Regions from separate parts of the Mus musculus genome. Here regions 1 and 2 are each linked to region 3. The links are chromatin loops, found by intact Hi-C in ENCODE. Cell type or tissue: heart. All regions are shown on one strand. Each heading gives the region's core, and the rest is flanking DNA. Links, peaks and the distances in the headings are about the cores only.

Region 1 (7,737 bases), core at 2,150-6,149, 54 kb before region 3:
GGCTTCTTGACAGAATCAAGGTCCTTAATTGCTATGTGTAAATTAGCTTTCATTAAGAAGTGAAAAGACCCAGAGTTAGGAATATGAATACTTTTGACTATTATCATGTTTTACACTTAATTTATGAATACAAATGGTATTATAATAATTTTAAAGAAGAAACATTCATGAACTCATGATGCTTTCATGATTACTAACAAGCAATTACTAGGGCTCAGAAAGGGGCCTTTCACATAGCCTTTCTTTCCTGTCAGTAGAATAACATCTGGAAAATAGGAAGAATGAAATAGAAACATGAATTCTTTACACACGTTTGTTCTGGAATTCCACAATCATCTACCAGGTGAGCTTTGTTCTCACAGACACATTCTTTAGTTCTGCAACTTTGGAATGTAACAGGCCCTGAGACCTTAGCACAGCTGACTCCCTAATTGAATGCCATTCAGGCTGTATGTAGTAGGTGGCACTACCTGCCAAAACTAAAACAAAAACTCAATTCATCAAAGTCCATAGTTCTGGGAGAGTCCCTAGAAGTACCACCCTTGTTTTCTGGCTTCGGTGTTCTGCTTCTGGCTAACTGTTCTTGATAACTGAAGTATGTCAACCTGGGCTATGATTTTTGTGCTTAAAGGCTCAACCCTGAGAAAGGCTCAGTGCTACACCGTGATCTGGAACACACAGTGTAGTCAGTCATTGGTCAGCTAAGAAAGATTTTCTATTGGCTAAAACCCATGTCCGAGAAGTCTTCTCTGATGAGCACCCCACAACAGAATGATGTTCTCATTCTTCCTGGAATTGGAGATTTCTTGAAAAGCAGCTTGGATGCTCAGATGACCTGTGTGGCTTCCCCACCATGGGACATGGTGGCACAGCTGGTGAGAATTGTTGATTGACTTTTATTTCTGCTGTTGCAAAAAAACAAAAACAACAAAACAAAACAAAACCAACTGTTAACTAAATGGACTTCGCAGGTTGCATTTATGTACATGCATATATTTGTAATTATTTTTATTTTATATATTTGTATTATTATCAATAGAGGTCATGGATTTCATAGGGATTGAGAAGGTGTGTACAGGAAGAGTTAGAGGGCGAGGAGGGAGGAGGAAAAGATATAATTACATTTAAAAAAAAAAGAACAGCAAAACGAGCAAACAGCCATCCCCATAGTTCTTGTTGAGTGGGATGGAGGAACATTTGGGCGGCTGAAGTGTGTGTGTGTGTGTTTAAGATGTTCAGCTAAGTCTGTGTATGAAATATTTATGTAGAGATGACATTTTAAGATGGTCACTCTTGCATAGTTTAATATAGATAGCTCCAAACATGCACATTGAAACAATCCCATAGAGCCTACATTAGGTATCTTGTGTTCTACCGTTTGGTGACATTTCCATCAGATGAAGAGATGGTCTGCATGCAACCCCTTCTCTTTTCGGAGCTGCCTTCCTCTCGTTCCTGCTCTCTCACACTGAATCTTTGTAGTTAGGAGTGTTTTAGCTCTCATGTGGACCTCCGTTTATTTCTTTTGCTTAGAATGCTTTTCTTGGCTGTCTAGCAATCACTTACCCAAGTTTCTTGGCAAAATCCATTCCTTTGCCTGGTCTATAAATGCCAGTGTGATGGCTAAAGAAACTATTTTATGCTAGGCATCCCTCTAGCTGTTTGCCTGGAAGATAAGTCTCAGTGACCTGTTCTAAAACTGAAGAGCCCCGTGTGACTGTTTGTTACTATATGACTAACTATTATTATTATTTTTGCTTCTGTAACTGGCTTACACAGATACCCAAAGATGGCATTGAGTTGGCTTAACCACTTGACTTGGCAGAACAGAACAGCTTTTGCTTGCTTGTATAGATATTAAAGGTCTTGTTATTTTCCCCCTTGAAACTCCTCTTCCCATAGCCTTCCTTCATGGCAATCTCACAGTTAGCTCAGAGATTGTATGTATTGCACTTTGTAATTATAATCAGATTGACTGTATGGTCTTTCCCCAGTGGCTGCACACTCCATAACACTGGGGCAAGGCTATGGGAGCAGAACTTCTCTATTTAATGTTCAGTTCTGTGGGTAAGGGCCATGGTAATGACCCTTAGCCATACACTGAAAATGACAATTCGGGAATGTCCTCATAGCTCCTGGGTAGTAATTTTATTCTCCATCCCTGAAGCAGGGAGTGACTGTGACCCATGCTGGCAGTGTACTTAATGTAGCATTTAATTTATGACCAGTAAGCATGTGGTCACCAGGCAACCAGTTCCCTGGAACTATTCGAACTCCTGTTGAACAGACAGTACTAGACTGCCATAGCTGATGCACACTCCTGTGGCTTTCAGCTGGAGTGATGGATGTCTGACACCATGGAGGAGAGGACAAGAGAGCCTTCTCCAGTCTTCTCCTTCGTGACAGTCTTTTCCTGTATTGTAGTCTTTCCTGTAATCCTAACTACACACGCATGTAGTTACGGAAGGACTTCCCCAAGTCACTGAACTGGTGGGTAGTTATGGGGCTGAGATCAATTTTATTCTTGCAGCTCATAAAGTAGTTCTTAAAAAAAATTTTCACTTTTTTTTTTTTTTTTTTGGTTTGAAGCAAAAAAAAAAAAAAAAAAAAAAAAGGCTGATCTTTACCTTTAACCCCCTCTGAGAAGAAATAAAGTCTTCCATCTCTACAGCCTAACAGGAGAGAGGCCTTTGGATTTCTGTTTTCTGATCCAGTGAAAAACTATTTTAAGAAGACACAGTACAGCTTGTTGGCAGAGGCAAGAGGAGCATTTCAAGGTCACTCAAAACAAAGTAACCCAAAATATCTGTACTGATTCTAGACTACTTACTATGTTTTTTTTGTGTTTTAACTTCTAGGACAGTGTGACATATAAAATTTGAACAGGAATCTTTACTGTGAGAGAAATAAAAAAAGACAGTGAGTACAAAACTTGAAAAATAAGCGTAGAGAATAGCAATAGCTTAGCAAAGATTTATCTTTGTGAAAGTGGAGACTAATGTCGGTAGCAGAAGTGGTTTTCTCAGTCAGACTTCAACTGAAGACCCCCACATCCTCCCTTAACTACACACACTTTTCTCAAAACACTACCTATTGTTGTCAAGATTAAGACTCTAGTAATTGCAAAGAATATCTATAGGGACTGATCAATGAATGTATTCCTACCACCAGACCCTTGAAAAATAAGGCTTTATGAATTATGTATAGAAGAAACTGAGCTCTGTTCCTCCACTCTTACACTTGTATTCACCTTCGTGTAGTGATTTTAGGTTTTATTGGGCAAAATAAATCTGACTTATTACCAAGAGAACACATGAGTTACCACTTGAGCGTCCATGTAAAAGTTCCAGTTCCGTTTTGCAGAGATCGATTTACCTCACGAACTTAACTTTAGGAGGAGGGAAAAAAGAAAAAAAAAAGTCCAGATAGCAGAGGATGGTTTCGATCCATCGACCTCTGGGTTATGGGCCCAGCACGCTTCCGCTGCGCCACTCTGCTACTTAAAGAGAGCCTTTCAAAATATTATACTTAACTTTATTTGCAGTTGGTGTTTCTCTACTTCATACAAAGGCCTGCAGGAAGGCACCTTCTAATTTTTGTCTACCTAAAGGCTAATATTTGTTGGGAATAATGTCGCTAATGAGTCAAAGAGAAAGCAAAATTTGGACTAGATCAGTAAACATTAACATACTAGTAAGTAATTCGACAAAGGAGAAAACAATACAGCGCGTCTTAGTGACCAACCACGCATTTACCTGCGCGAAGAGTTTGGGATCAGGTTTGTCCTTAAGTCGAGATAGTGGAAGAAATGGTGCTATTTTCTCCAGTGTTTAGTCCTTTACAGCCGAAAATAAAAACATGGGAAGCGAGACCTCCACATCAGTATTTGTGATCGCTTGGCTCACCAAAGATCTCCTGTCTTTCTAAATTTGTTACAAGTGACAAATATGTATTGCTAAAGAAACTGTTTAGTCTGAACTCGTTAAAATGGCCGGGAAGTCCGGAATGGGGACAAAGGACCCAGCTCAAGGAGCGAGTACAACGAACGTTGGTGACGTCACTAGGCATTGCCCATGCCAGGGGCGGGGCCATTGCAGGGGGTTTCAGTCTTCAATCAGGTCCGAAAACACTGCATATAAGTAATGTGCCTGTGCCTTCCACTCTGTTGAGGTTTTTTCTTCAGCAAGTACACCATGTCTGGTCGTGGCAAGGGCGGTAAAGGTCTTGGCAAAGGCGGCGCCAAGCGCCACCGCAAAGTGCTGCGTGACAACATCCAGGGCATCACGAAGCCCGCCATCCGCCGCCTGGCCCGGCGCGGGGGAGTGAAGCGCATCTCCGGCCTCATCTACGAGGAGACCCGCGGTGTGCTGAAGGTGTTCCTGGAGAACGTGATCCGCGACGCCGTCACCTACACGGAGCACGCCAAGCGCAAGACCGTCACCGCCATGGACGTGGTCTACGCGCTCAAGCGCCAGGGCCGCACCCTCTACGGATTCGGCGGTTAAGCGAATCTTGCTTCTGACCTACAAAACCAAAGGCCCTTTTCAGGGCCGCCCACATTTTCTTATTAAAAGAGCGAACATGTGTTTTACGTTTTGAAATGATTGTGCAACGTTAGCAGCGTTGTGTAAGTACGTTAATCGACTCACTATTCAGGTATTTACAATCCAGGTTGGCAAATTCTTAAATTATATTCGGGCAGCGTGCATTTATTGAAGTAGGAAGTATAAAGTTTTTTGTTTATATGGTGCAGGTTGCAAGGACAAAGCGCGAGAGCTAGCGGCTGCGCAGTTTGGGACTAGAGCGTGGGGCGGGCCTGAGTGCACAGCACCGACGGTGGTTGGCTGTTTCTGTGCTTTGGAGCGTCTGCGCAGACTGCGGAAATCCGGCGTGTCCTGGAGACCCATGCAGTGTGGGCTTTTCTGGCACTCACGGTGGAGAGGTGTTTACTAAAAAAGGAATGTTTCATTAAGGTTGGGCATTAGATAAAGTATTAAAAAACTGGTAGTTCTAATATGCAACTTTATGGGAACGTCCCGATTGTTAACATGTAGGAGTGCATTCGTGATGGATGTTTTAATAAAATCTAAGTCAGTATAGGCAGTTTTGATATTTTCGATGTGGTCTAAGTGTATCTTCAGGAATTTGGTTTCAGCCAAGAGTGATAAGATTTTAGAGTACTGTACACCGAAAGTTTGGGGCTAAATGTCTCCAAAAACAAAACAAAACGAAAACAAAGAAACCCCCCAAAAGTCAAAAGAAAAACTCGACAGAAAAGATGCTTTTCTTCATGGCCAGCAATCTACTTGTATGATTATACTATGAAATCACAGAAATTCAGGGTGTTAATGTGATGTTTATTTAACACTTTGTGTGTGTTACTAGGTGAATGAACAGTTTACAGGATTTTGGGTCTCCTTCCACCGAGGGATCCAACTCAGCTTAACAGGTTTTGCAGAAATACTTTTCCTCATTGTTCAGCCTTCTGACTGTTTCTCGTCATCGTCATCATGATACCACCACCACTTTTTTTTCTTTTTCTTTTTTGAGACCGTGTTTCTCTGGGTAGCACTAGATGCCCTTGAACTCTGTGGACCCGGCTGGCCTCGAACTCCAGATATACCCTTGCCTCTGCCTCCCGAGTGCTGGGATTAAAGACCTACCCCAGCACCTCCTGTTTCTCATCTTTACTTTTAAAGATTAGGGTTTCTGTGGGTAAGCGAAAAGTATCATATACTAATGGAGGTTAAGAAGTTGTTTGAAGAAGAAAATAATCTGAGGCTTGAAAAGAGTAATCTGAACACAACATGTGTCAGCAACTGTTCTGAGTTCTGGAATTTATAAGTATGAATAATTTAAATGTATATGGGTGTTTGTGCACCATGTGCCCAAGAAGGCTAGAAGAGGGTGCTAGATCCCCTGAAACTGGGGTTTAAGGCAGTAGTGAGCCACTATGTATGTGCTGGGATGGGCCTCAGGTGCTCTGGAAAAGCAGCCAGTGCTCTTAATGAGTGAGTGAAGGGTTCCTTGTTCATTTTGTTGGAGTTTGCTCTCATTGAGGTGGGAACTACGGTAGGGGTTTGAGCTGAGAACAGGCAAGACCTGAGTTAAATGTCAAAACAATGAATATAGATGTTTGATGAAAACTAGTGTCAAGGAAAAGTAGTAAGGAGGCTTCTACAACTATTCAGTTTGCGGAGGACATTGGTTTGGATCAGTGGTCTGGGCTATGAAAAATAGGTTCTGTGTATGGTTTTGCAGGTTTAAGGTCTACCTTTAAACAATTTTAATTTTAATTTGACCAAAAATGGGACTATGGGCAATATTAAAAGTATTGAAGGTTGGAGCTAGAGGTGCCTTGATGGTAGTTTACTGCTTTTGCAGAGGACCAGAGTTCAGTGCTCACTATCTATTTGGGTGGCTCACACCAGTTCCAGAGGATCTATACATACAAAGACATGCACATACTTAAAAATAACTCTTTAAGAGAAAGTATTAAAATTAAGAGAACAGTTCTCTGTATAATTTTAAATATAGTCTTCAGCCTACTCAAATACTAGGCTGAATGCAACCCAGACGCTATTGTCTCACAAAGGAGCAAGTTTTCCCTTTTATTTAGTCTTTTCCTAATTAATTCTTGCTGTCCTTCTGGGCCTTAGTAACGGACTTCTTGGAGCCCTTCTTCAGGGCGGGAGCGGACTTGGCGGGCTCAGGCATAGTGAACAGAAAACAACACCAAGAAAAAAAAATATTAGCCCTTGTTGCAATTTAAATAAAGCTGTGGCTATCCTTTTAGAGTCCTGAAATATTATGCGTTAACTATCCAATCAAAACAAGGTTTTTTCATATACAAGCTACCATTGGTTTAGGTAAAACTCTATGTGTAGCCAACGAGATCACTCCGTTTTCGCGCCAGAAGTTGAGTATTAGAATGGTGCTGTGGCTGCATCATTATACGCTGAACAGATCCTGACAGCAAGGTACCTACAATGTCTGGACGCGGCAAACAGGGTGGCAAGGCTCGCGCCAAGGCCAAGACCCGCTCCTCCCGGGCCGGCCTGCAGTTCCCCGTGGGCCGCGTGCACCGGCTGCTCCGCAAGGGCAACTACTCGGAGCGCGTGGGCGCCGGCGCCCCGGTGTACCTGGCGGCCGTGCTGGAGTACCTGACGGCCGAGATCCTGGAGCTGGCGGGCAACGCGGCCCGCGACAACAAGAAGACGCGCATCATCCCGCGCCACCTGCAGCTGGCCATCCGCAACGACGAGGAGCTCAACAAGCTGTTGGGCCGCGTGACCATCGCGCAGGGCGGCGTCCTGCCCAACATCCAGGCCGTGCTGCTGCCCAAGAAGACCGAGAGCCACCATAAGCCCAAGGGAAAGTAAGCCAGTGAGCTAAGTTTTTTTTTTTTTTTTTTTTTTTTTTTAAACAAAACCCAAAGGCTCTTTTCAGAGCCACCACTTCTTCATATAAGAGTCTAGTAACATGGTTAATTTAGCTTGTGGAAAAACCTATATTAATGTTTCAAGCACAAAACCATAATTCTGGTAGGCTGAGGTAATTCTTAGGCAACTGCTTTGTCTTCCTCACGCAGAGAAATATTGGATGTAGCATAAACATAGATTTACACGTTGCACAAAACTTTTGGTCTTGCAGTCCTCTACATCTTCGTATTGCTCCGGAGAGGCAGCAGACATTCGGGGTTGGGAGAAAATACAAAGGGTCTTACGGAAATTGTTA
Region 2 (7,737 bases), core at 2,150-6,149, 98 kb after region 3:
AAAGTTTGCTTTTAGTTTTGCTTTGCTTTTGTTCTGGATATGCTGAAAACTCAAATGGTGACTCCTTGTTAGCATTACAACTTAGTAAAACCCTAAGATGAATGTTTCTCTCTGGTGCCCAAGTACCTTCCTCATCTGGAAAGCTAGCATATGTGTGTGTGTGTGGGGGGGGGATTGTAACGGAGTTTGTGCCCCTGGGAAAATATCATAGACTCAGTCCAACTATAATTAAAAGATTTATCGATTAGCTGCTAGCAGGACAAACAGCTACATTTGAGACTGCCATGAAAGAGGGGTGTGGTGAAGGACTTTCTTGCTTTTTTTTTTTTTTAGATTTATTTATTTATTTTATGCATATGAGTACATCACTACTGCTCTCTCCAGACACACCAGAAGAGGGCATTAGATCCCAGTACAGATGTGGTTGCTGGGAATTGAACTCAGCACCTCTGGAAGAGCAGTAGGTGCTCTTAACCACCGAGCCATCTCTCCAGCCCGGGGAAGGACTTTTAAAGGTGAAAAAAATCCTCATGAAATCTTTCAATATTTATTGCAAGCAAGTAAAAACTGTTCTGTTCTGCCAAGTTACGTGATTAAGGCAACTCAAAATAATCTTTGGGTCTCAGAGTAAGCAAGTTACAGAAACAAGCAATCAAGCAAACAAACAAGAAACCATCTAGTCATATCATAACAAGTAGATAGTCATGGCTATTTTTGGGTGGGGGTTACTGGGAACTTATCTTTCAGACACTGGAGTCAGAGACAAATGACTGGAGGGTACCCTGATGGATGCCTAGCACAAAATGGAGCTTCTTTAGCCTTATCAGGGATAACCTTTATCAGTGTGCCCCAGTACAAAGACTTTCCCAGACCATTAAGACAAAATTGCTGAAGTTCTGCTCAAGGCCTGAAAGCCAACTAAAGCTCTAAGATATTTTGTGCTATAGAGAATTCTGTCTAGCAGTAAGCAGGACTCTGAGGTTTAAATAGTGACAATGCATAACAGAAGTTAAAGAACCATACTAGAATATTAGGGATGAGCTGGGACAGAGCTGTGTGGGATGCTGTGCTTGGTAGCCTGTTCTTAGCTGCCCCTAAGAGTCATTAAACAGCATGATCTACTGGAAAAGATGGTTGTATTGGCAGCTTTCATTTAGTGTGTACTGGATGCCTTCCCTGGTAGTACACGGACTCTCTAGAACAAAATGCTTTCCGGCTTGCCCAGTCTGTGATGCATTGAATTCAGCACACTCAGTGCCCCCCTTTTTATTAGATATTTTCTTCATTTACATTTCAAATGCTAGCCTGAAAGTCCCCTATACCCTCCCCCTGCCCTGCACCCCAACCCACCCACTCCTACTTCCTGGCTTTTTTTTTTTTTTTTTTCTTTCCAAGTATCTATTTGTATTCCTAAACTAAGCATTACAATGTAACAAGTTGAGGTCTTGACCTCATGGTCTTGATGAAGATGAAAACAAAAAGGTTAACAGTGTTCATGATGTATCCATTCACCAGCAAATGTTCAAATACCAAGGTTTGTTTTTAGGGACCTGGAGCTACTAGAACACCTCAAGTCTTTCTCTATCTCTCTCTATCTCACCACGGGAAAACAGGTCCTGTAGATCCTGAAAACTATCCTACCACCATGTTAAGTCTCTTTGTTTCTTTTCTTTTCTTTTTTTTTTTTTTTTGGATCCTGAATAAAAGCCATGCTGGCCTCGGCTGAGACTTCAGCTGTTCACATACTGTCAAGTTTTAACACCTGGCCCCCTTTATACAGAGTCTGTGAAACTTTTTTTCCCCTTTAAGTTCTTTACAGAGTTTAGAATGTAATTAAGTAACTTTTTCTTATGTAATCCTCTATATAACAAAGGGTACCCATTATGTAATAATTTTGCACTATTTCAATTTTTCTTCTCATACTCTCTTAGGTGAGGATGGTTATAAAATATCAGTGTTTGAAGTGTATGTTTTCTAATCCCAGGGACTTAGTTAATTTCTTTATTCTGTTTTTCATCAAAACATCTACAATAGCAATAGCACTTGTTTTTGACTGTTGCTTACAAGGATTAGTGAGGAACACATATCTACCCAGCATGCAGTGGTGCCTACCCAGCAGCCATCTGTCTTGATCAGCCTGTGCTCTTCTAATTTCAGGGTACACACTACAGAGTCAGGGTCTTTTCATAGCAAAGTGAACACAGACACAGAAAGATGTTGGGATAGGGGAGCTTAAAGGCATTCCTGAAGGTCTCACACCTGGGAAATTTCCGCTCAAAAGAAAATTGACAAGGAAATGAAAATGATTCCAAAGCTGATATGAAGTAAGTGAGATCCAAGGATCCAGGTTCTCAAACTTGAAGGAATCCCGAGCTGGACTCCTGACCAAACAGTAGTAGCTATGCACAGTGATATCAGACTTCGTAAGCCCAGCTTGCATGTAGTCACAACTATAGTTCCAGCACTTAGAGGGCGGAGGCAAGAGATTTCAGTAGTCCACAGTCATTCTCAGCTGCCCAGCATGTTTGAGGGCAGCCTGAGGTATAATGGACCCAGCATAAACAAACAATGCCATTCTTCTTCAGCAAGGCATGTTGACTCATGCCTGTACTCCTAACATTTGAGAAATGGTGGCAGAAACCTCAGGAGTCCAAGGCCAGTCTTAGTTATGTAGTAAGTACCCAGGCAGCTTGGGTCTCATGAGATCCGTTTCTCCCAAACCCAAACAACTCAGAAAACTCCTTTTTCATTTTCATTTTATTTTTTCTAAGCCCACAGCACCCAATATTCCTACGTGGCCTCCCATCGGAGTGTCAACTAGGCCTGACACTGCTTATCTTCTACAATCAGTCACATTTAGGTGGTATGATCATAGAACTTTTTTTTTTTTTTTCTCCTAGGGGGAGTCAATGTGATTTTTTCCTCAGCCCTTTATCTTCACAGTTTCTGGGCATCCGATCATTTTTCTTTTAGAATAACTGCTGGGGAAGGAGGAAGAAGCTGCCTGGGTTCTCCAGTATCAGTAAGACTGCAAGCACTAATTTCTGGTTAACACACACACACACACACCAATGGGCATGGTTGTGCATTGCCTTTATTCTCAGCCCTCCATAAACAGAGGCAGGCAAATATCTAAGTTCAAGGACAGCCAGGGCTATACAGAGAAACCCTGTCTCTAAAAGCAAGCCAGCCAGCCAGCCGGCCAGCCAAGCCAGCCAAGAACAGATTCGAAATCTGGGAACAACCAAGGAGCTTGCTTTAAAATGTAAAATTTTTGTAAAAATGGATAACGTTGGTAATTCATAAGAACTCCATGACTACCTGCATGTGAGTTAGAATGAGCTGCCATCATCAGAGAAACTCCTGCAGCAGATGAGGACAAACACAGACTCATGGTCGGACATAACGGAGTAGGTGGTAGGCTTATAGTACTAAAAACATACAACCTTCAGCTGGCTTACATTGACAAACATTAGTATTCGGCTTAGACCAGAAGTTCTGAGACCTTTGACTTTAAGCTGCCCAATCTATCAAATTCTAGGGGGTACTACCAATCTTAATAAAGTTTACTCTACAAAAATACTCCCAAGTAATTAAAACTGTTAACAATCAAGACCAGTCGTTACTATCTAGAGCCCACCAGATTAGGGTAGAAATTATCAATAGAGTATCCTGTTCAACTCTTCTTTTGAAAAAGTGGGGGCTCTGAAAAGAGCCTTTGGGTTTGAAGTTTCCGCAGATTCTGTTGCTTATTTCCCCTTGGCCTTGTGGTGGCTCTCGGTCTTCTTGGGCAGCAGCACGGCCTGGATGTTGGGCAGGACGCCGCCCTGCGCGATGGTCACGCGGCCCAGCAGCTTGTTGAGCTCCTCGTCGTTGCGGATGGCCAGCTGCAGGTGGCGCGGGATGATGCGCGTCTTCTTGTTGTCGCGGGCCGCGTTGCCCGCCAGCTCCAGGATCTCGGCCGTCAGGTACTCCAGCACGGCCGCCAGGTAGACCGGGGCGCCGGCGCCCACGCGCTCCGAGTAGTTACCCTTGCGGAGCAGCCGGTGCACGCGGCCCACGGGGAACTGCAGGCCGGCCCGGGAGGAGCGGGTCTTGGCCTTGGCGCGAGCCTTGCCGCCCTGCTTACCACGTCCAGACATAGTAATAGTGCTGTGTAAGTAACAGAACAGTAAAAACAAGTTACCAAGACTGTACAGACGCGGCAGCTTTTATAGTAGGTTCCTGGGTAGTAAACGCTACTACTTGATTGGTTACAAGTGAGCTCATTGATATAGCCAATAGAAAATCTGCTTCTGGAAACTTCATTTGCATAATCCCACCCATGAACCCACTACTTTTTCTTCTTCCAATTAGCTGAGACTGGTTCGAAATCCTTCATTAGCATAAACGCCCTATAAGTAGGAGAAGTCCGTTCCCAGCCCACACTGAGGTTCCTGTGTTTGGAAATCCGAAGATGCCTGAGCCTGCGAAGTCCGCTCCCGCCCCGAAGAAGGGCTCCAAGAAGGCCGTGACCAAGGCCCAGAAGAAGGACGGCAAGAAGCGCAAGCGCAGCCGCAAGGAGAGCTACTCGGTGTACGTGTACAAGGTGCTGAAGCAAGTGCACCCCGACACCGGCATCTCCTCCAAGGCCATGGGCATCATGAACTCGTTCGTGAACGACATCTTCGAGCGCATCGCGGGCGAGGCGTCCCGCCTGGCGCATTACAACAAGCGCTCGACCATCACGTCCCGGGAGATCCAGACGGCCGTGCGCCTGCTGCTGCCCGGGGAGCTGGCCAAGCACGCGGTGTCGGAGGGCACCAAGGCCGTCACCAAGTACACCAGCTCCAAGTGATCCTGCCAAGTAAGCCTCCGTAGCGAATTCCAAAGGCTCTTTTCAGAGCCACCCACTTTCTCAAAGAGAGAGCTGTGGTAGAACAGTGCGTTCAGTTTTACCCAGAAGCAGATGACAGGTGCTTATAAATCTTAAAGGCAGTGGGATACTTTTAGCTTAATTTCAGTCTTGGTTACATTTAGCTACAACCATTTTGTTGGGAGAAAAAAAAAAAGCCTTGCAAACGTCACTTCCGGTGAGGCGGACTTGAGTCCATCAGAACAAAGTTGTAGGACAGGAGTGACAGACTTTGAAGAGGATAATTGTTGCCATTAGGAAGTTTGTCTTTTATAAGTTGTAGGTTTTACTTTGGAAAGAAGTGGCTCCAAGACTGATGTTAAACATGAGGGGTCTGTAACAAAGGACAGGCTTTTCATTTGTAGATTTAATATCAGATTACCGAGCTATCTAGCATGAAATCTTAGACCAGTATCTTGGTAGAGTATTCTAAAATATGACCTGGAATTGTCAAACTTACGGCATTGAAGTTCTGGTAAAAGACGGAACTGAATTGTTCAAATGCAAATGCAAATGTATCACTTTACCGTACTTTGGCCATACTAAATTTTCATAGTCCAAGTGACGTGAAAGTTTAGAGAAATGAGAAGATCCGAAGCAAGCAGTGGGGAGAGGCTGAACTGGAAGGACTTAATGCAAGAAATCCCAAAACGAACGCCGTTGCTGTGTCTGTTGACTTAACAATTCAAAATATAAGGACTTCAGAGTCATTAGCGGAGTTTAGTCCTCTGCTTGTCCAAATGAAAGGCGAATATTTCCATCACCCTAGTTGCCCCCTGAACAAACTTGGCCATAAATACTGGCTCGCTTCTTCCGGCCCCACTTATCTAAGCCTTTGTCTTGCCTGTTCGAAGAAACAGTACACTTGCTCTCTTCCCCACAGAAGTTAACAGCATGCTATCATCTACATCATTTATTTCTAGAAGCTGTGCCTAGATATGGTTTAGGATTACATTATGAGCTAGCAGTGTGGGGAACCTTTTCAGCCTTCTGCCGCCTTATGTCTCCTTAGTGCTGCAGCTTTGTTCTTGCACAACTCTCCTTTTTCTGGTTCGCATTTGGTTGAATTGTTGCCAAAATCCACAAATCAGGCTCAGAAGTGTATAAAAGGCTCCAGGGTTGAAGTAGATTGATACTTTTCATTTGACCAGCAAATCATTGGTGATTTTTTCACTTCTGCCTTTGGTGAGATTCATGTTGTTTCTTTGTTTGGCCTGTCCTTTTTTAATCTCCTTCCAAATTCTATGTCTCTGTCTCTTGGTCCCCCCCTTCTGCTCTGTGTGTGTGTGTGTGTGTGTGTGTGTGTGTGTGTGTGTGTGAGAGAGAGAGAGAGAGAGAGAGAGAGAGAAAGAGAGAGAGAGAGAAGAGAGAGAGAGAAAGAGCGAGCGAGAGAAAGAGCAAGAAGAAATCAGTGAAACAGCAGTATCTTGTCTCGACATTCTAAAAGTCACGATTTGGTAATTCCATGCCAGATTGTCACATGCAGTGTTATTGGCTATGTTCTTTTTATTGCAAGGTTCCAGAGAGGAGTGAGAAAAAGCATAAACTTGCCTGCTGAGGCAGAATGTTTGCTTCTGCTATGTATAAAACAGTATTAACAGTATTACTTAAATCTTAATGAGTTAGTTTATTATAAGGGATATGGCATAACAGTAGAATGTCTACCAAATTTGAAGAACAAGAGGATCAGTCCTGTTCTGAATAGTGCTCTCCTGACACGACGTCTGACTTAAAATCAATACTTTTGTCTCATTAGTCATAATACTTCAATAGATACCTATGTCTTTGTTCATTGACCTTCAGTCTTTTCTGTTGTCCCAGTTAGCTCCTCTCACTTGCATAATTGCTGTGAATATTTCCTATTTTATGAATATAAATTTGAGGACATTGTCTATCCCAGCAGGAAATGAATAAGTTATGTGATTTAAGTGTAAATTGGTTTTTATAAAGGGTCTAAAAAAATGTATCAACTTTAATTAATTGAAAACCATCAATTACTATAAATTATTTCACATTCTTAGGCATTACATTAAGGTGTGGCCTCTTTTAAGGTTGGATTCAAGTTTACCTAGTTCTAGTCATAATTGCATTTGTACATTTTTTGTTTACTTAATAATTTGACTTTTGGCTTAATTGTGTTAAGATGGATCTTTTATTATAATATAAAAGTGTTAGCATAATAATGTAGTTTACAGAAGCTACGATTTGTTGTATAAAAAAACTACATTAAGTTTACAAACTTTTTCCACTAAATTTATTTACTTGAATAAAATCACTTTTTAATATAAATAACATACATTGAACTAAGTCAAATCACAAAGTAATTTTAAAAATGGAATTAAAACTTAAATAACAAGTGGTAAGGACTCAACATGTCAGGTTAAAAACTGAATTCACTGGCAAATAATTACTTTAAGAACTTAGATGAATCGTAAGTGGAGTGAATTAGTGTCTTCTCATTAGATACTATGCAATTTCTAACTTAGAGGTTACAAAACATAAGACATTGGAATGTTTGCTCTGTGCAAATACCCTATTGTTACACAGGTTATAACAAATAGCGCTTAGCAAAATAGAAAACACGGATCTTTCCATTTAACATGGTGAGATCATCCTTTCCTTTCCCACTTAGATTTGTAGGATTGAAAGTTACTGGAGAAATGCCATGGCCTTAGAGAACCAGGCAGGTTTGGGACTGGTGCTTGTTAATGTATATATACCGGAACACAATTGCTTGCTGTGTTTAAAGGTGTGGCTTTAATTGCTATCAAGTTCCCTAGCGACAGAAGAAAACACAATTATACAGGATAATGATTATGCTTAGTCTATGTTTTAAGGGAGTT
Region 3 (7,737 bases), core at 1,779-5,778:
GCAAAGTTCTGCGCGACAACATCCAGGGCATCACCAAGCCCGCCATCCGCCGCCTGGCCCGGCGCGGAGGAGTGAAGCGCATCTCCGGCCTCATCTACGAGGAGACCCGTGGTGTGCTGAAGGTGTTCCTGGAGAACGTGATCCGCGACGCCGTCACCTACACGGAGCACGCCAAGCGCAAGACCGTCACCGCCATGGACGTTGTCTACGCGCTCAAGCGCCAGGGTCGCACCCTCTACGGATTCGGCGGCTAAACGTACTCATTTATTTTTCTTCACCCAAAAACCAAAGGCCCTTTTCAGGGCCACTACCTTCTCACTTAAAGGAGCTGCTCTTAGGTGGTTTTCTGGAATGGGGTGGGTGCTGGGACTGGCTCGATACATAGTATCTGTTTAGGCAGGTCCACCTGTCTATCTTCAGTATTGATAGCCTAAAAGCAGGCCTGTTGTCTCATTCTTTAATGCTGACATTCTCAGGAGAGGGCTGAGGGTCAGTCAAGATCCTTTTTTCCAAGTCCCTTAAGGTATAGATGCTATCCTGTCTCAAAACCAAACCCTCTAATCAATCCAGGCCTTGGAAACCTAGGAACACTGAATTATGTTCAAGTTTTCTAACCTGGAGCTTTCTACAATTTCTTCCCCTCCCTCCTTTCATTCTTTCCATGTATTCTGTGTAATAGCCCTGGCCTGGAACTTACTCTATACACCAGGCTCACAGATATCTTCCTACCTCTGCCTCCCACGTACTGGGATTAAAATCGTGGTCCACCACACCCAGCTTTCTCTAACTTCCTAATCTGTAAAATAAGCACCAGAGATTGACGTGTAAATCTTCTATCTATTCCTCAAGGAAAACTTCATATGGTCCAGGACTTCATTAACTTTCGTCAGCATTATCAGTTGTTCCCAAAGAGTCACCAGAGAAGAAACATCAGTGTCTGCTAAGAACTTAAAAAATTTTTTTTATTTGTGTTTATATATTTCTTACCTTTATATACACTTTAGGGACTAAACTCAGGCCACCAGGCACACGGAGCACATGCTTTAGCTGTCCCTCCAGCCCTTCCCTCCAAGAATTAAAAAAAAAAAAAAAAAAGACCCAGACCTTGTAGTCAATAAAAACTTGGGTAAATATCTTCAGTATTTAGCTTCAGACCCTGGGACAAGTTAACATATTTTACATATCAAAGCGGACCTGGTCTCCAGGTTCTCCCAGCTTCCCACAGTCCCTATCTGGCACACCCTGCCCCCAACCCTGAAATTTCTAGCCCAGGGGATGGGCTGCCCTTCCCCCAGAGGCTCTTCCTTATGTAATTCAGACATTTTGGTCTTTCTGCTTTTTCTTTCCTCCCACATTTCCCCTTCTCTTCTCTCCTGGTGTATACCCCTTCTCTCTTTCTTTCCTCCAACCTCTGCCCATGGTGACTTCCCTGGCCTTGGGGCCAGTGAATTCTTCTGAGAGCAGCTTCCCAATAAACCTGCCTTTAATATAATCCAATCTGGCTTGAATCAGCTTATTTAGCTGGAGGAGAAGTAACTTACCAATCGATATGTCCTTCAACAAGCTCAACAGTCAATACTCACATCCACTTTTCTTTTGTTTTTCTATCTATTTTAAAGTAGAATCTTCTCTGTAGGCTGGCCAAGCCTCAATAGGAAGCTTAGGTAGAGAAAATTTGCACACAACAGAAACTGGAGGTGTCATGGGGAATTTCAACCAGTGGGAAAAGATTGAAAAACAAAACAATAACCAGAGAGGAACTGTATGAGGGTGGGCTTTTTGTTTTGTTTTGTTTTTCAGACAGGGTTTCTCTTTGTAGCCCTGGCTGTCCTGGCAGGCTGTCCTGGAACTCAGAAATCTGTCTGCCTCTGCCTGCTAAGTGCTGAGATTAAAGGTGTGTGCCACCACTGCCTGGCATGAGGTTGGGCTTTATGGAGAGGTAGTGAGTACTACTGTACTGCAATTCTGGTTTGAAGATCAGTGGGGATGGCTGAAAGGCTCTGAGCACACTCAATCAGGAATGCTTTAATAAGGAACACAACAGCAGGCATGGGAGTACACATTTCAGTGCACAGCAGGTTCAATCAGGAATGCTTTAATAATGAACAGTACAGCAGCAGGCTTGGAGGTACACATGCCAGTGCACAGCAGACAGTCAGGCTGAAGTCTATGAGGCCAGCTTGGTTTAGTGAGTTTCATACTTTGTCCCAAGAAACAAACAAACCAACAAATCACAAACAAGAAAGGAGGAACACTACAAGTTGTAGAGATCTACACCTATAATTGCATATTTAGAAGGGTGAAGCAGAGAGTTTTAGTTTGGGTTTCATAGTTGAATTACAGGGTAGCCAGGGCTACAGACTGAAATCTTGTTACAAAGAAAACAGCTAAACAAAACAAAGGGAAACAAAATATTACCATGAAGGTTTAACTCTTCACAAGGAAGTTTCAGTATTGTTTCTAAAGTAACTGTGAGTAAAGTTGACTTGTAATTAAAAAAAAAAAAACCGTTAAAAAAAACCCACATTGTGTGTGTGTGTTCTATTTGCTCTGGGATGTCTGTAGGTCAGAGGACCTATTTTGTAGGTGCTAGGGGACATACTCAGGTGTTCATTTTTGGTGGCAAAACACTTTACACAGTGAGTAGCCTCTTGGAGTACAGTTGCAATTTTGTTACTTTAAAGTGGATAGTTTCTTTGTATTTATTTTGAAAGCTTAGGAAGGATGTTGCATAAAGGCACTTTACCCAGCTTCAGAAGGGAGCCATGGTAGAGGCTGGATGGAGGCAAGACTAGCTCTGGAACTGGGCCTTTAGTTCCATCCCCAATACCTGTGATACTTCCAACACCCAGCACTTCCTGATACTTCTACTTCCTACTTTTTCTCTCTCACAAGATTGAGTCAGGGTCCCTCCCTGCTGGACCAAGAGCTCAAACTCAGAAGCTGTAAACTCCAGAGCCTGGCAGATTAAAGAGATGGGAGTGCCCAGAGCCACATCTAACATTCCACAGCCTTAATTGCAAAGAAAGTGATGTGGCTAAATTCTAGGAACTGATTTTTTTTTTTCCAGGTCTCTTTACAAAAACGAGTCAGGAGAGGGTTTTGGGAATTTTCTTGGTGTTAAAAAAACTACCCAGCAGTTCAGGAAAGGGAAGGAAATTAAATGTTTGCAGGCTTTACAAACCACTTCATCTTTTCCTGTAATTAAAAAGTAAACAAAGCAAACGTTTTTTTAAAATGGAGATCTTGTTGCTTCTCCTACAACTTAGTTCATATGCAAAAGCCTAAAAATCCAAAAGCTCTAGGTCTTTGGAAGTGAGGAACTTTTTAAGAATTAGGAGGGTAGACTCGCGAGCTGGCCCTTCGTGCTGAGACTTTCGCTTTCAGGGAGCTGAACAGAACTCTCTCCATTCAGGGCGGCGCCGCATAAAATGGCGACCTGAACGTCACTGAAAACCAGTTTAACAAGCACCGAGCGGACAACACTGCGTTTTGATCCAAATTAGGAGACGCTGCTAAATTAAGTTTTGTGTAGCTTAGCTAAACCAGGCAGTAAACCCACGGTCCCACCTCGCCTTCCCGTGCCAATGTTAATTCCCCAGAAAGACTTAGAACAAAAGACCGGATGTGTGCGCCACGGATCTGGACGCTCGGAGATGCCAGTGTGAAACGTTCGGGGTTCTTTATTCAGAACAGAAATGTAGCCTCTCTTCACTGCAGAAGTAGCCAATTTGGCAGTTTTATCTTAAATACTTGATTTGACGAGCCTGAATAGACTAGAGGAACTTTGTCCCAGTAAATAAAGAACCATATAAAGGTGGTACTGCGGGTACTAAGAACAAGCGCATAGCTCAATTTTGAACTGTTGGGTGGCTCTGAAAAGAGCCTTTGGTTTAGGAGTGTGAGTTAAATGAACTCACTTGGAGCTGGTGTACTTGGTGACAGCCTTGGTGCCCTCCGACACCGCGTGCTTGGCCAGCTCCCCGGGCAGCAGCAGGCGCACGGCCGTCTGGATCTCCCGGGATGTGATGGTCGAGCGCTTGTTGTAATGCGCCAGGCGGGACGCCTCGCCCGCGATGCGCTCGAAGATGTCGTTCACGAACGAGTTCATGATGCCCATGGCCTTGGAGGAGATGCCGGTGTCGGGGTGCACTTGCTTCAGCACCTTGTACACGTACACCGAGTAGCTCTCCTTGCGGCTGCGCTTGCGCTTCTTGCCGTCCTTCTTCTGGGCCTTGGTGACAGCCTTCTTGGAGCCCTTCTTCGGGGCGGGAGCGGACTTGGCTGGCTCAGGCATCTTCAGATCTCTTTCTTAGGAAGAAAAAGAAAGTGAGCTGCTGTGAACGGTTTCCTTATTTGTAGGCAGTCTTATGCAAATTAAGTCTTACTTTCATTCTGTTTGATTGGTTAGAGGTTACAAAGGACGGTCCCATTGGTCAAGCAGTAATCTTGTATAATAATGTTCAAGCGACTGTGCTTCTTAACACTCCTTAATCAAATTGGTTTCTTTCTAAACGCTTTAGATTAAATTGTATATATATTTTTAAAAACAGAAGTTGCTCTATTTTGAAATTCCAGAAGTTAAAGCTTGGGCTCAATTTAATACCAAATATTCTGAAACCATCGAAACGTTCCTGGAAAAACTGTATTTTAAAACTTTGATCTTTCGGTTCAGTAAAGGAAAAGGAAGATCAGAAAAGATCCAGTCGACCTCCAAGCTTCCCGGAGTCCCCAAGGCAGTGCAATTTAGTCTACAGAAAGGAAATCATAGAGTGAAAGTAAACGGTTGGGAGTAAATCTTACAGATGTCAAAAGTTAGAGAGACACAGAGATAAGACGTCTTGTTTGAAAAGAATAAACAGAACGGTTTAGACGAATTGGAAGATCGTCCATTAGGCGAAGGTGGACTGGATGGAAGCATTAAGATTAGCATATGAAAGAAGCTAGATTGCTTAGGAAGGTTGGGAATCCTTTACCACAGCCTCTGGGCAACAGCAGGAACAGTACAAAAAAAAAAAAAAAAAAGCCCGCGAAATGTCAAAGAAAAAGGCGGCCTTTCGGTTAGGTGGCTTTCTGGGAAACTTCATTAGCCCTCTTGGCCACTATCCGCTTGGATGCGGGTCCTTTATTATTTGTCCCTGGTTATTTTCAACCAGGTGGTCCTGGTGCAATCCTTTTCCCTGACAAGTCTGGAATTTGGTGACCTCTGCTTAGCCGGCCGGACAACATTTTGCATGGTACCGTGGGGTACTCTGTTTCTGACCTTCAAGGGTACCCTAAAAGTATGATTTAAAAGTATGATCTCCCTGTCTGTCTCTTCCTCCCTTCCTCCCTCCCTTCCTCCTTCTCTCTACCCTCCCCCACCCTCTTCTAGTTTCTCAGGTTTTAGCACAGCTCCTTCCTGTACTGTTTGTCTTTCAAACTAATAAAACTGGCATTGGTCGTCTGAATCTGTTTTTAAGTTCTTGTATTAATGAGACTAAGAACCCAAAGAGGGAATGCCAGTTTCTTTGGTAAACATCAGAAGTAAAATTTTAATTTAGTGGAAGTATCAAAAGAAAAATCTCGCCATTGGTATTTGTAAGTTTAGTGTCTTTATTTCGACACTCTGCACTCTTTCCTATACCTATTCCCAGGCTGGTCCAGAACTCACTGGGCCATCGAGGCTGACCTTGATAGGATGACAATATTGCTTCAGCCACTCAGATTCTTAGCTTATGGATATGAGCTAGCATGCAGAGCTGACCTAGCTCTGATTTAAAAATTTTTAATTTTAATTATTTTATTTAATTATATTTATATAACACAAATGTATAATATTTAATTGTATAATATTTAAGTGTATAATATAAATATATTTAATAATATAAGTAAATAATATTTCAGTTTAATTACTGTTAAAGACTTAAATTCCTTCACTTTTATATCTAGCTTTAAAAATCAATGAGGCAGCTGGGCAGTGGTGGTGCACACATTTAATCCCAGCACTCTGGAGGCAGAGGCAGGTGTATTTCTGAGTTTAAGGCCAGCCTGGTCTACAAAGTGAGTTTCAGGACAGCCAGGGCTATACAGAGAAACCCTGTCTCAAAAAACCAAAACCAAAACCAAAACAAAACAAAAACAAAAAACAAAAATAAATGAGACTTACACAAAGGTAATGAAGACAATGATTTGCAAAATTTAAATACTAAGAGCTACCTCCCAGTGCTGAAAATTTTTTATCCCTGATTGAAGATATCAGTAGTTATTTGTTTTCTATAAAGTTTAATGTAGCCCATGTGACCTTAAACTCACTCTGTGGCCAAGAAGTTCAAGGGTGATCTTGAACTTCTAAGCATTTTGCCACCATCTCAAGTGCTGGAATTATAAGCATGAGTTCTCTGTGCATACTTGTAGAATCTTAAATAAAAATTTTCATGTATGTGTCTATGATGTGTATTTGTGTCCTGGCATGCCTCTGGAGATCTAATTAATTTTGGTGCCTGTTTGAGTTTGTGTGTGTGTATGTGTGCGCTCACGTGTGTGTGCTTGTGTGCGCGTGGGTGTTCATCGCTGTGTATACCAAGATAGTTGGTTCTTGAATTTCCACGGAATATCCTTGTCTTCGACTTTCATCTCCAAGTAGGAACACTGGAATTACAGATGTATTCCCTTGTTCTGGGTGTGTACGGATTCTGGGGAGTCAAACTCAGGCCCTTATGCTTACATGGCAAGTACTCTACTCAGTCATTGTGCCAAGACTCATCTGTAAGTTTTTAAAAAACAAAACTAAAGTCATTTATGCAAATTAAATTTATGTGGAGCATATTAGAATTATAAAATAAGTCCTGGTAACAAATACCATAGTTTAAAAGTTATGGTATGAAAACTGGGCATGTATTAATAGCTCGGTTATAGAGGGATGGCCTAGCACACTCACTGCTGTGAGATCAGTGCATTTTGGCAAATCTGTATTATTGCATGTCTTTGGCTTCCTATCCACACCCTATCCTGTCCACACCCTTCCTATCCACATACCTGGATGCTAGGAGCCAAACTCTGGTCATTTTTAAGAGAATAACCTGCTTTTAACTGCTAAGTCATTTCTCTAGATCTTTAAGGTCTATTTTGCTATGGACTTTGTTGGATATTTTCTGGTAGAGATAAAACATTCATCCAGGGTCTGCGTAAAGAACATCTAATTTAATTAATTCTAAGAATCTCTAATTAGCTTTCCTAGCAGTCAATTCTTAGTTTTCCTACAGAAACACACACGTCCTTCTGCTGTGATCACGCGACGCTTTTTGAGAGCAAGTGGTTGAGCATCACTTTATTTTTATCTGCAAAGAAGTTCCAGGTTGCGTCCAGACTGCTATTTGAGTCCAGGAATTGGAAGTCAGCATGACAAAGTAGAGAGACACCGTCTTAAATAAGAAAAAGGTAGAGGAGGGATAGGGGGAGGATGAGGAGAGGGAAGAGGCTTGTAAAGTATCTAAGGGGTGGTCATAGAGCACACGTATGTGGATAACTCAGTCAGTAACACAGTATGTAATCAGTGCTAATGAGGAGCTGTGGTTAGGGATAGGATGTCTACTTGGCTTGCACAAGCCTGGTATGCCCATAGCAGGATCCAGAGATATTTTACACAGTCACCTTGCCCTACAGTTCCAGCAGTCCCTTGGTAGAAACCCTTGAGGAAGTTATCAAAAGCACATGAGATCTCCCCCACCCCCACCCCCCTCTGGGAGAAGTGTTGGT

What was found. Peaks named below come from ENCODE experiments on the same cell type or tissue, not always from the same donor. Only the 100,000 strongest peaks of a DNase experiment are listed, where the experiment ranks them.
Region 1: it touches region 3 in a loop (3-fold over the local background); 14 of 42 quality-filtered maps call a loop at or near these places.
Region 2: a loop joins it to region 3, with 4 times the contacts of the local background. A loop is called at or near these places in 17 of 42 quality-filtered maps.

What each region holds. Positions count from the first base shown.
Region 1 is chr13:23,526,922-23,534,658 of GRCm38, forward strand. H4c8 (H4 clustered histone 8) reads left to right here and starts at 4,123. Exons shown (of 1, transcript NM_153173.4): 1 at 4,123-4,557. The coding sequence starts at 4,194. The coding sequence ends at 4,505. It overlaps Gm11335 (predicted gene 11335), which reads right to left and starts at 4,007. Exons shown (of 2, transcript NR_167693.1): 1 at 3,756-4,007; 2 at 1-902. It overlaps n-TMcat9 (a tRNA gene), which reads right to left and starts at 3,498; the gene lies at 3,427-3,498. It overlaps H2ac10 (H2A clustered histone 10), which reads left to right and starts at 6,954. Exons shown (of 1, transcript NM_175661.3): 1 at 6,954-7,457. The coding sequence starts at 6,990. The coding sequence ends at 7,382. In heart, for the core only: no CTCF peak of the experiment used is centred there; DNase peaks (open chromatin) are centred at 3,560, 4,110 and 4,840; H3K4me3 peaks cover 3,859 bases; H3K27ac peaks cover 3,804 bases.
Region 2 is chr13:23,679,776-23,687,512 of GRCm38, forward strand. H2ac6 (H2A clustered histone 6) reads right to left here and starts at 4,184. Exons shown (of 1, transcript NM_178189.5): 1 at 3,698-4,184. The coding sequence starts at 4,142. The coding sequence ends at 3,750. H2bc4 (H2B clustered histone 4) reads left to right here and starts at 4,424. Exons shown (of 2, transcript NM_023422.3): 1 at 4,424-4,846. The coding sequence starts at 4,457. The coding sequence ends at 4,837. In heart, for the core only: no CTCF peak of the experiment used is centred there; DNase peaks (open chromatin) are centred at 4,326 and 4,916; H3K4me3 peaks cover 3,051 bases; H3K27ac peaks cover 3,425 bases.
Region 3 is chr13:23,581,660-23,589,396 of GRCm38, forward strand. H2bc6 (H2B clustered histone 6) reads right to left here. Exons shown (of 2, transcript NM_001177653.1): 2 at 2,011-4,311. The coding sequence starts at 4,297. The coding sequence ends at 3,917. H4c4 (H4 clustered histone 4) reads left to right here. Exons shown (of 1, transcript NM_175654.3): 1 at 1-310. The coding sequence ends at 254. Among named protein-coding and RNA genes, the nearest start is that of H4c4, 4.0 kb to the left of the region's middle. In heart, for the core only: no CTCF peak of the experiment used is centred there; DNase peaks (open chromatin) are centred at 3,432 and 4,262; H3K4me3 peaks cover 2,985 bases; H3K27ac peaks cover 3,633 bases.